2 separate regions of the Homo sapiens genome follow, and region 2 is linked to region 1. The links are chromatin loops, found by intact Hi-C in ENCODE. Cell type or tissue: OCI-LY7. All regions are shown on one strand. Each heading gives the region's core, and the rest is flanking DNA. Links, peaks and the distances in the headings are about the cores only.

Region 1 (5,379 bases), core at 233-5,232:
TGATCCACCTGCCTCAGCTTCCCAAAGTACCGGGATTACAGGTGTGAGCCAGCTGTTTCCTATTTTTTCTTATCTTAAATAGCACTGTGATGAACATCATGACCATTTATCTTTGTGCTCTTGTTTATCTCCTTAGGAAAAATACTGAGAAATGGAATTGCTTCATTCAATTCATGACATTGAAACAGGTAAAACTAATCTATGGTGGTAGAAATGAGATGGGTGGGGCAAGGTCAACTGCAAAGAAGTGAAATAAAACTTTCTTAGGAGATGGAAATGTTCTAACCCTTTAGCCTCTCTTCTTCACTTGCTCTGGCATTTGTCTCTTAAAACACATTTGCTTTTTGGTGAGAGAGCTGTCTTATTAGAAATTTATTTCAGCAGCCAGGTGTGGTGGCTCATGCCTGTAATCCCAGCACTTTGGGAGGCTGAGGCGGGTGGATCATGAGGTCAAGAGGTCGAGACCATTCTGGTCAACATGGTGAAACCACGTCTCTACTAAAAATACAAAAATTAGCCGGGCATGGTGGTGGCATGCACCTGTAGTCCCAGCTACTTGGGAGGCTGAGGCAGGAGAATCGCATGAACCCAGGAGGTGGAGGTTTCAGTGAGCCAAGATGGCGCCACTGGCCTCCAGCCTGGGTGACAGAGCAAGATTCTGTCCCAAAACAAAAAACAAAACAACAACAACAACAAAAACCCAGAAATTTATTTCAGCAAGATGTACTTGTTGTCAGCAAATGTGACCCTCTGCAAAAAGAAGATACAGGACCTGACATAGCTGCTAACATAGAATTTCCAAGTTAAAAAATATGCTTTAACGATAAGAATGTATCCTGCTACACACACACACACACACACACACACACACACACACACACCCCTCCTCTCATATCCACAGTCACAGAATTAACATCCCTTTGGCAAGACGGGGGAGGGTTCTGGGGCAAAGTCATTCATATAAGGATATTATGTGACCTCATGATGACAAACTGCCCTTGTTTGCCACAGCGTGGCTGGGAGGAAGTAGCCATGATGAAAGCACTAATATTGGGGGTGGAGAGAGGAAAAAGGGAAAGGCTAATAAGGTCTCAGGGCAATTGAAGGAGGTTATAGAACATGATGGTTAAGAAGTCAAAGGTGTATAGGAGGCTGGGCGCGGTGGCTCGCGCCTGTAATCCCAACACTTTGGGAGGCCGAGGCGGGCGGATCACGAGGTCAGGAGATCAAGACCATCCTGGCCAACATGGTAAAAACCCCGTCTTTACTAAAATACCAAAAAAAAAAAAAACAAAAAAATTAACCGGGCGTGGTGGTAAGCACCTGCAGTCCCAGCTGCTTGGCAGGCTGAGGCAGGGGAAACGCTTGCACCTGGGAGGCAGAGGTTGCAGTGAGCCGAGATTGCACCATTGCACTCCAACCTGGACAACAGAGCAAGACGCCATCTCAAAAAAAAAAAAAAAAAGAAGGTGTATAGGACAATAAAATAAGTAGGAAGGGAGCCTTGGAAAATAATCAGGCTGGTTTGTTTCAAACCCTGTCACCTGGAACTCTGGGATTCATTCATTCATTCATTCATTCATTCCGTGAATATTTATTGATGCCTGTTACATGTCATCACATCCCAGGAGCTAGGGACTGCAAAGATGAACGAAACACAGTCCCTGTCAGCTGGAGGAAAGAGAGGCCAAATAATTAGGATACAACTTGGTACTGGGTCTGAGAGGGAAATTTGGGAACACAGGTTTTCTAGAGGAAGGGTAAACCAAGCAGGCACCTGATGGATAAGTAGGCAGTGGTGAAGGGTTGGCACTGGTGAGGACCTAAAGGGAAGAGCAAGTACTGTGGTCATTGATATGGGATCAAGGCAGCCAGTGGGGGAGGGCGACAAGACAGGGTTCTGATCTAGAACTTTTGGATCAATAGCTTTTAAACAGTTTTTATTATAACCCATGGGAAGAAACACATGTTCTCTTTTGCCCCGGTACACAATCTCTCTCTCTCTCTCTCATTTATTTATTTACTTACTTGAGACAGGGTCTCACTTTGTTGCCCAGGCTGGAGTGCAGTGGCGCCATCTTGGCTCACTGCAGCCTCAACCTCCCAGGTTCAAGTGATCCTCCTGCTTCAGCCCCCACAGTAGCTGGGATTATAGGGGTGCACCACCATGCCCAGCTAATTTGTTTGTATGTTTTGTAGAGACAGGGTTTCCCCATGTTGCCCAGGCCGAACTCCTGAGCTCAAGCAATCTGCTTGCCTTGGCCACCCAAAGTTCTAGGATTACTGGCATGAGCCAGCAGGCCTGGCCTCTCTCTCTCTCTCTCTCTCTCTCTCTCACACACACACAGACACACATACACACATACAGACACACACACATACACAAAAATCTATCCTCTATCTATCTGAAACAAAGATCTACAAAGCAGTATTTCACCCTGCAAGCAGCTATTTATTTTATTATTTTTTATTCTGCTCTATGTTGTTTTCAAAATCCTAATCAGAAGTGAAATCAGCTGGTCACAAATTGGTACGTATCGCATGATTTCATTTATATGAACTGCTATAACAGGCAAAACTAATATATAGTGGTAGAAATGAGGTGGGATAGGCAAGGTTGACTGCAAAGATGTGAAAGGAAACTTTCTTAAGGGATGGAAATGTTCTATGTCTTCATTAGGGTGGTGTCTACACGCGTACATGCATTTGTCAAAAATAAATACATAAAAATAAGTGCGCATGAGGGAACTTTCTGGTGTGGTGGTGCTGTTCTATATTTTGATAGAGATTTGCATTGTACAGGTGAATGCATTTTGTCAAAACTCATCAAATGGTACACTTAAGATCTGTGAATTTCATTATATGTGAATTTTACATTAAAAACATTATGGACAAATGCTGAACTCCAGTTGGTGATATACATGTTGAAGTGTTGGAAGGAAGTGTTCTAGTGTCTACAGCTTACTTTTTCAAATGCATCAAAAAATAAGTTAGATTGTTGGATGAACAGAGGAATGGAAAGATTGACAGATATGTGATACAGTAGATATAATAAAATATTAATCTACGTCAAGACAATCCAATGAGAAAAAAACTAGTCTTTTTGTCCGGACACGGTGGCTCACGGCTGTAATCCCAGCACTTTGGGAGGCCGAGGCAGGCAGATCACCTGAGGTTGGGAGTTCAAGACCAGCTTGACCGACATGGAGAAACCCTGTCTCTACTAAAAATACAAAATGAGCTGGGCGTGGTGGTGCTTGCCTGTAATCCCAGCTACTCAGGAGGCTGAGACAGGAGAATCGCTTGAACCCGGGAGGCAGAGGTTGCAGTGAGCCGAGATTGTGCCACTGTACTCCGGCCTGGGCAATAAGAGCAAAACTCTGTCTCAAAACAAAAAACAAAACAGAAAAAAAACTAGTCTTTTCAATAAATGATAAAGGGACAACCTGATATCCACACACAAAAGACTGAAGTTTCTGGGTACAGTGGCTCCCTCCTGTAATCCCAGCACTTGGGGAGGCAGAGGTGAGTGGACCACTTGAGTCTAGGAGTTTGAGACCAGCCTGGGCAACATGGCAAAACCTCATCTCTACAAAAAATACAAAAACTAGCCTGGCATGGTGGTGTGTGCCTGTAGTCCCAGCTGCTTGGGAGGCTGAGGCGGGAGGATCACCTGAGCCTGGGGAAGTCGAGGCTGCAGTGAGCTGTGATCCCACCAGTGCACTCCAACCTGGACAAAAGAGTGAGAGACCCTGTCTCCAAAAAAAAAAAAAAGAATGAAGTTGTATCCTTGCCTCACACCACACCATATACAAAAATTAACTCCGCTGGGCGCAGTGGCTCACGCCTGTAATCCCAACATTTTGGGAGGTTGAGGTGGGTGGATCACCTGAGGTCAAGAGTTCAAGATCACCCTGGCCAACATGGTGAAACCCCATCTCTACTAAAAATATAAAAATTAGCCGGGTGTGGTGGCGGGCACCTGTGATCCCAGCTACTGAGGAGGCTGAGGCGGAAGAATTGCTTGAACCCAGGAGGTGGAGGTTACAGTGAGCCAAGATTGCGCCACTGCACCCCAGCCTGGGTGACAAGAGTGAAACTCAACTTCAAAAAAAAGTAATAACTCTAACTCAAAATGGATCAAAAACTTGTATGTAAGAGCTAATCTATGAAACTCTAAGAAACCACAGATGTAGGCCAGGCGCGGTGGCTCATGCCTGTAATCCCAGCACTTTGGGAGGCCAAGGCAGGTGAATCACAAGGTCAGGAGTTTGAGACCAGCATGGCCAACATGGTGAAACCCATCTCTACTAAAAATACAAAAAATTAGCTGGGCATGGTGGTGGGCGCCTGTAATCCCAGCTACTCGGGAAGCTGAGGCAGGAGAATCACTTGAACCCGGGAGGTGGAGGTTGCAGTGAGTCAAGATCAAGTTACTGCACTCCAGCCCAGGCGACAGTGCGAGACTCCATCTCTAAAATTAAAAAAAAAAATAGAAACCACAGATGTAAATCTCCTTGACATTGGTTTAGGTGGTAGTTTCTTAGCTATGACACAAAAGTAGATGCAATGAAACCAAAAACAGATAAACTAGACATCATCAAATTTAAAACTTTCATGTTTTAAAGGACACCATCAAGAAAGTGAAAAGAAAATCCACAGAATGAAAGAAAATTTTTGCAAGTCATATATCTGATAAGGGAACTATATCTAGAATATACAACAATTACAACTTAATAATAACAACACAACTATCCAGTTTTTAAATGAGCAAAGGACTTGGATAGACAGTTCTCTGAAGAAGAAATACAAGTGACCAACCAGCTGCTCAGGCTGGGTGCGGTGGCTTATGCCTGTACTTCCAGCACTTCAGGAGGCCAAGGCAGGAGGATCGCTTGATCCCAGGAGTTTGAGACCAGCCTGGGCAACACAGTAACACCCCCATCTCTACAAAAAATAAAAACAATTAACTGGGTGTGGTGGTGTGCACTTATAGTCCCAGCTACTCAGGAGGCTGATGCAGGAGAATCGCTTGAGCCCAGGAGGTCAAGGCTGCAGTGAGCTGTGATCGTGCCATTATACTCCAGCCTGGGTAATAGAGTGACCCTGTCTCAAATTTAAAAAGGAGCTCAACATCATCAGGAAAAGCAAATCAAAACCACGGTGAGGTGCTACTTTACACCCACTAAAATGGCTATCATCAGATAATAACAAGTGTGGGTTGGGATGTTGAGAAATTGGAAACCTCACGCACTGATGGTGAAAATGCAAAGTGGTGCTGCCACTTTGGAAAACAGCCTAGCAGTTCCCAAATGCTCGAACATACAGTCCACCTCATGACCCAGCAATTCCATTCCTAGGTGTATAACTGAGGGAAGT
Region 2 (5,379 bases), core at 72-5,071, 120 kb after region 1:
TCATCATCCCATTTTACAGATGAGGAAAGTGAATCCACTTCATCCAACCAGCAGAGTCTGGAAGAGAGGGAGCTCATGTGGGAGGCTCTAATGGGCGGGGTCTGGAAGCGATGATGTCACTTCTGCTCACTTCCACTGGCCGTAACTTGGTCACATGATCACGCCTGACTGCAAGGAAGGCTGGGAGATGTGTAGTCTATCTGGGTCCCTGGAGGAAACTGGAAATGAGATTCGCTGACCACATGGTGGCCTCCACCTAGGCTCTTTGCATGCACTGATGCCCTTTAAACCCCAGAAGGAGATGTTATTAACATAGTTGCAAAGCTGTGGAACTGGCATTCAATCCCAGGCCTCCTAATTCCTCAGCACAGTGTTTCCTGGGCTTCCACAGAAGAAGAGGGGAGAAGCAGAATGGAAAAACCTGAGGACAGTAAGGTGAACATTGTCAATCAGGCTCCCATACTCTAGGCGTGGGAAGCTAAGTTAGAGGTGACAGGGGACCCTGAAGGTGGAGTTTTAAGACTATTGCTGCTGCTTTTGGCTGTGTGACCTTGGTGTTGTGCCAGACTTCAATTGATTTCAGTAAGGATGGCACCGTGTTCAAGAGGCCCAAGGGCTGGGTGCGGTGGCTTGCATGCTAATCCTAGCATGTTGGGAGGCCAAGGTGGGCGGATCACTTGAGGTCAGGAGTTCAAGACCAGCCTGGCCAACATGGTGAAACCCGGTCTCTATTAAAAATACAAAAATTAGCTGGGTGTGTTGGCGGGCACCTCTCATCCCCGCTACTCAGAAGGCTGAGGCAGGAGAATGGCTTGAACCTGGGAGGCGAAGTTGCAGTGAGCCGAGATCTTGCCACTGCACTCCAGCCTGGGCGACAGAGTGAGATTCCGTCTCAAAAAAATAAAATAAAATAAAAAGAGGCTGAAGAAGAGAACTGGAACCAGCAAACAAGATATAGGGTTTATTAAGGGGACTTACATACTGGGCAGTCCAGTAGTGGCGGGCTAGACAGGAGAACCACTACCATTTGTAAAAAGCTTGCAGATTATATAGTATTTCCACTTAGCACTCTAGCAATTTCACTTAGTGCACTAGCACCCCTAACAGCCTCCTCCTGACAACCTTCATTTAACCCAAAACAAAGAGCCTCCATCCCCTGTATGGCCTATGTTTCATGGGATGGGCTGGGTTTCAGATGTTCCTCGTAGATAAGGAATGAATCTGCACGTTGGCCACTCCCAGATTCCTTAGCGTGGAACTCTGAACACACATTCTTCTTAGACCATAGCGTCATTCTCAGGGTATTGCTCCAGTTAAGCGCTTGCTCTCAGGTGCATCTGCTGAATCGCTTCTCTTCTGAGCCTTGGTTTATTGTAATACCAAGATGATAAGACCCATCTTGTCAGATTATCTGTGAGGATGAAATAAAATACCACAGCCTGGCCAGAGCAGGTATATGATAGTGAAGGTTTAATCAGAATTAAAATCTAGGTCCAAGGCTTTCACCCGTGACTGCGCATTTGAATCACCTGGTGAGATTTTAAAAATGACCAATGTCAGGTCCCCACCCTAAGAGGGTCTGATTCACTTTCATGGAGTAAGGTCAGAACACAAGCACTTTATAAAAATCTCCCAGGTCATTTTAATATGCAGCCCTGCCTGAGAACCACCTGATCTATGACATTGACCTTCAACCAGAATGGACCAATTAATATCTCCTCCTTACTTGAGGAGTGATGGGGTCCAGGGTCTGGAATCTGGGGGAGGATTTTAGGGTTGGACTGAGGCTGAGGTTGACCTTGAGCCCCTTCCTGGGTCGCCTCCTGCCCATCTCTTTCCATTCACCAGAAGCTGAATGAGACAGAAGAGATAATATACTCCATCCGTTGCGCCCCTCCTCAGCCAGGCGCGGGAGGGCAGGTGGATCCGTCTGCAGGCAGGAAAGAGCTGATGCATTTCAACCGCATCCTGTGTAATGAAGGCCAGCTCTTTATCAGCCTGCCTGGCCCTGGATTTTTATCTCTGCCATCTGCTTTGCCTAGAGTGGCAGGTGCCAAAGCTTACAAATAGCCCCAGCCTGTACTTTCGTGTAGAACAGCAAAGCATCATAATTTCTGGGCTATTACCAGGTGGAACAACTTCTGCCAGCTAAGGTGACATGTGGCAGTTGGCATTTGAACAGGTTGCTTTGCAGGACCAGCAAGAGACAGTAACTGCCACCTCAGGGCTATGACTTTCAGAGAGAGAAGAAATGCCACAAGCTGATGACATTGGTTACTCACTTGATGTTGCCCTCCAGATGAACGGAGAGGCTGGGATCTGCAGCAGCGGGCTGGGCAGGGGGCAATTTATTTATTTAACAGAACCTTTACTCATGCCAGGCACAATTCTAAGTGCTTTTCAAATTATTATTATTTTGTTAGGACAAGGTCTTGCTCTGTCTGCCAGATTGAAGAAACTCCTGGGCTCAAGCAATCCTCCATCCTCAGCCTCCTAGTAGCTGGGACTACAGGGTGCGCCACCACCTGGCTAATTTTTTAATATTTTATAGAGACAGGGGTCTTGCCGTGTTGCCCAGGCTGGTCTTGAACTCCTAAGCTCAAGTGATTCTCTCACCTTGGCCTCCCAAAGTGCTGCGATTACAGGCATGAGCCACCATGCCGGGTCGCTTTTCAAATTTTAACTCAGTTAAATCCCCACCACAACCCTATGAGGTTAGAACTGTTATTATCTCCATTTTAACATGGGGAAACTGAGACAAAAGGGCTAAGTAAATTACTCGAGAGCCCACAGCTGGGCAGTGGCAGAGCTGAGGTTCAGATCCAGGTGGTCTGGCTTCAGGGTCACTGCCTTGTGCCTGGGGGCACCAAGAGCAACCCTCAACCCCACTCTTGGCAGGTTGAGGCTTGTGTGTAAATGGAGGTTCACATACCCTGTGTGCAATATTTACAAGTTATATATCAAGCTAACAACACTATGACATGAAATCCGTTCTGTCCTCCTGCCCTGAGAAATCTCTCTTCATAGTGACCTGAAAGGCCAGGTTTGCATCAGGTCTTTTCTGACTTCCCTGGGTTCTGTGCTAGGATGTGGGGGTCTGGGGGGAGCCGCCCAGTGTCCTCCAAGGTGTGGGGACCCTCTTGCCTGGATTTACAAGCTGTATTAGGTGAGGGACAGGGAAAAATCAGCACAGCACCTAGGTTTGTGGCTTAGGCAGGTTTTAGCCCAAACTCATGGTCCTTTGTGGAGTTCCCCTCCCCTAAGATTGAGTTACTTGCCATTTTTTTTTTTTTTTTTGAGACAGAGCCTTGCTTTGTCACTGTCAGCCAGGCTGGGGTACAGTGGTGTGATCTCGGCTCACTGCAGCCTCTGACTCCCAGGTTCAAGTGATTCTTCTGCCCCAGCCTCCCAAGTACCTGGGACTGCAGGCACGCACCACCATGCCCAGCTAATTTTTGTATTTTTAGTAGAGACAGGGTTTCACCATATTGGCCAGGCTGGTCTTGAACTCCTGACCTCGTGATCCACCTGCCTCGGCCTCTCAAAGTGCTGGGATTACAGGGGTGAGCCACTGTGCCCAGCCCGAGTTACGTGCCTTTTTATCTTCACCCTCAAGACTCTGCTTGTGGAGGTTAATTATAGACAGACATTTCCACTGACTCTGTGACCCCAGCTAGTCTCTAGGCCTCCTCAAGCCTCAATATGCTCACCTGTATAATGGGGCCACTTATAACTTCTTCCTTCCTATCTCTTAGTGAGTGAGAGGATGTATTAATACATAAAGTGTGCATGGCAGGGACTCCTGTGCATTCACCAAAGTCCCTTTCCTTTTCCTCCTGGGTACATAATCTATATTTTCCAGCCCACGTTGCTGTCATATGTGGCTATGTGACCAAGTTCTGGCCAGCAGAATGCAGGCGTGAGTAATGTCATTACTTCCAGACTTGATCTACTGAAACCTTCCCCACGAGTCCCCTTCTACTCTTCCCCTGACTGCTGGCTGGATGTGAGGATTCGGCAGAAGACTCTAATACCCAAGACAGGGTTGGCACACTATGGTGCATGAGCTAGATTCTGCCTGTGGTCTGATTTCATAAGTAAAGTTCTACTGGAACACAGCCACATCCATTCATTTGTGTATTCCCTGTTGGTGCATTTGTGCCGTAAGGGCAGAGTACACTCACTGTGTCAGAGACCCTGTGACCTACAAAGGCAAAAACTTCTATTATCTGGCTCTTTATAGAACAGTTTGCTGATGCTTGCCCTCAAAGATGGCAGATCCACAGATAGAAGGAGCCTGGTTTGTGAGTAGCAGCATCGGAAGCTCAACATGGATGGCTGCTGGGAATCTCCACGTGGGACTCTTCATAAGGGAGAAATCAACAGTTAGCACGTAAATCTTTGACATTTTGTGATTTGTTTGTTACAGCAGCTAGTATTACTTATCCTCACTAATATGCACATAGTAAGTTTGTTTGTTACAGCAGCTAGTATTACTTATCCTGACTAATACACACATAGTAAGCAAAAAAGAAAAGACAGCTTCCCTTGTGATCTATATTTTTCTTTTTCTTTTTTCTTTCTTTCTTTCTTTCTTTTTTTTTTTTTTTTGAGATGAGGTCTCACTACGTTGCCCAGGCTGACCTTGAACTCCTGGGCTCAGGCGATCTCCCAGCCTTAGCCTTCTGAGTAGTTGGAACTACAGGTGCATGTCACCATACCCAGCTTATATTTTTATACTCTCCATAAACTTTCATATTTGAAACAGCTCAGAAAAATGAGTGGTGCTAGCTGTAGCTTTCTCTCACCTCCAGGCCTTTGTACATCCTGTTCCCTCTGCCAAGATCATTCTTTTCCCATCTCTTCACCTCATTGTCTCTTACTGATCTTTTAGGCCTTAAGGTAGACAACAGTGCTTCCAGGCAAACTTCCCTTGCTCCTCTGTCCCCCAAGACCAGGTTAGGTGCCTCTATTACGTGCCACTAAATAGCCTTAGAGAAACAGTATACTTGAGTGGTTAAGAGCTGAACCCAGTTAGACTGCTTGGCCTCAATCTTGGCCTATCACAAATAAGCCATGAGACTTTGGGAAAGTAGCTTAACCTCCCTCTGCCTCAATTTCCTCATCTGTAAAATGAGAATAATAATATTGTTTATCTCATAATGAAGTGGGAATTAAGTATAGTGGAAATTAAGTGAATTAAAGTACAGTTGAGGCTGGGTGTGGTGGCTCATAGCTGTAATCCCAGCACTTTGGGAGGCTGAGGTAGGAGGAGTGCGTGAGCCTAGGAGTTTGAGACTGACCTGGACAACTAAGTGAGACCCTGTCTCTACAAAAAGTAAAAAGAATTAGCCGGGGTTGGTGGTATCAGCCTGTAAT

What was found. Peaks named below come from ENCODE experiments on the same cell type or tissue, not always from the same donor. Only the 100,000 strongest peaks of a DNase experiment are listed, where the experiment ranks them.
Region 2: it touches region 1 in a loop (3-fold over the local background); 3 of 110 quality-filtered maps call a loop at or near these places.

The regions. Positions count from the first base shown.
Region 1 is chr16:27,295,660-27,301,038 of GRCh38, reverse strand. No RefSeq gene overlaps it. Among named protein-coding and RNA genes, the nearest start is that of IL4R, 16 kb to the left of the region's middle. In OCI-LY7, for the core only: a CTCF peak has its summit at 2,684; DNase peaks (open chromatin) are centred at 1,008, 1,348 and 2,728; H3K4me3 peaks cover 1,673 bases; H3K27ac peaks cover 4,544 bases.
Region 2 is chr16:27,170,844-27,176,222 of GRCh38, reverse strand. LINC02129 (long intergenic non-protein coding RNA 2129) reads left to right here. Exons shown (of 4, transcript NR_170200.1): 2 at 4,244-4,393. Among named protein-coding and RNA genes, the nearest start is that of LINC02129, 3.1 kb to the left of the region's middle. In OCI-LY7, for the core only: CTCF peaks have their summits at 1,824, 2,325 and 2,526 (motif pointing left); a DNase peak (open chromatin) is centred at 2,012; H3K4me3 peaks cover 1,063 bases; H3K27ac peaks cover 3,367 bases.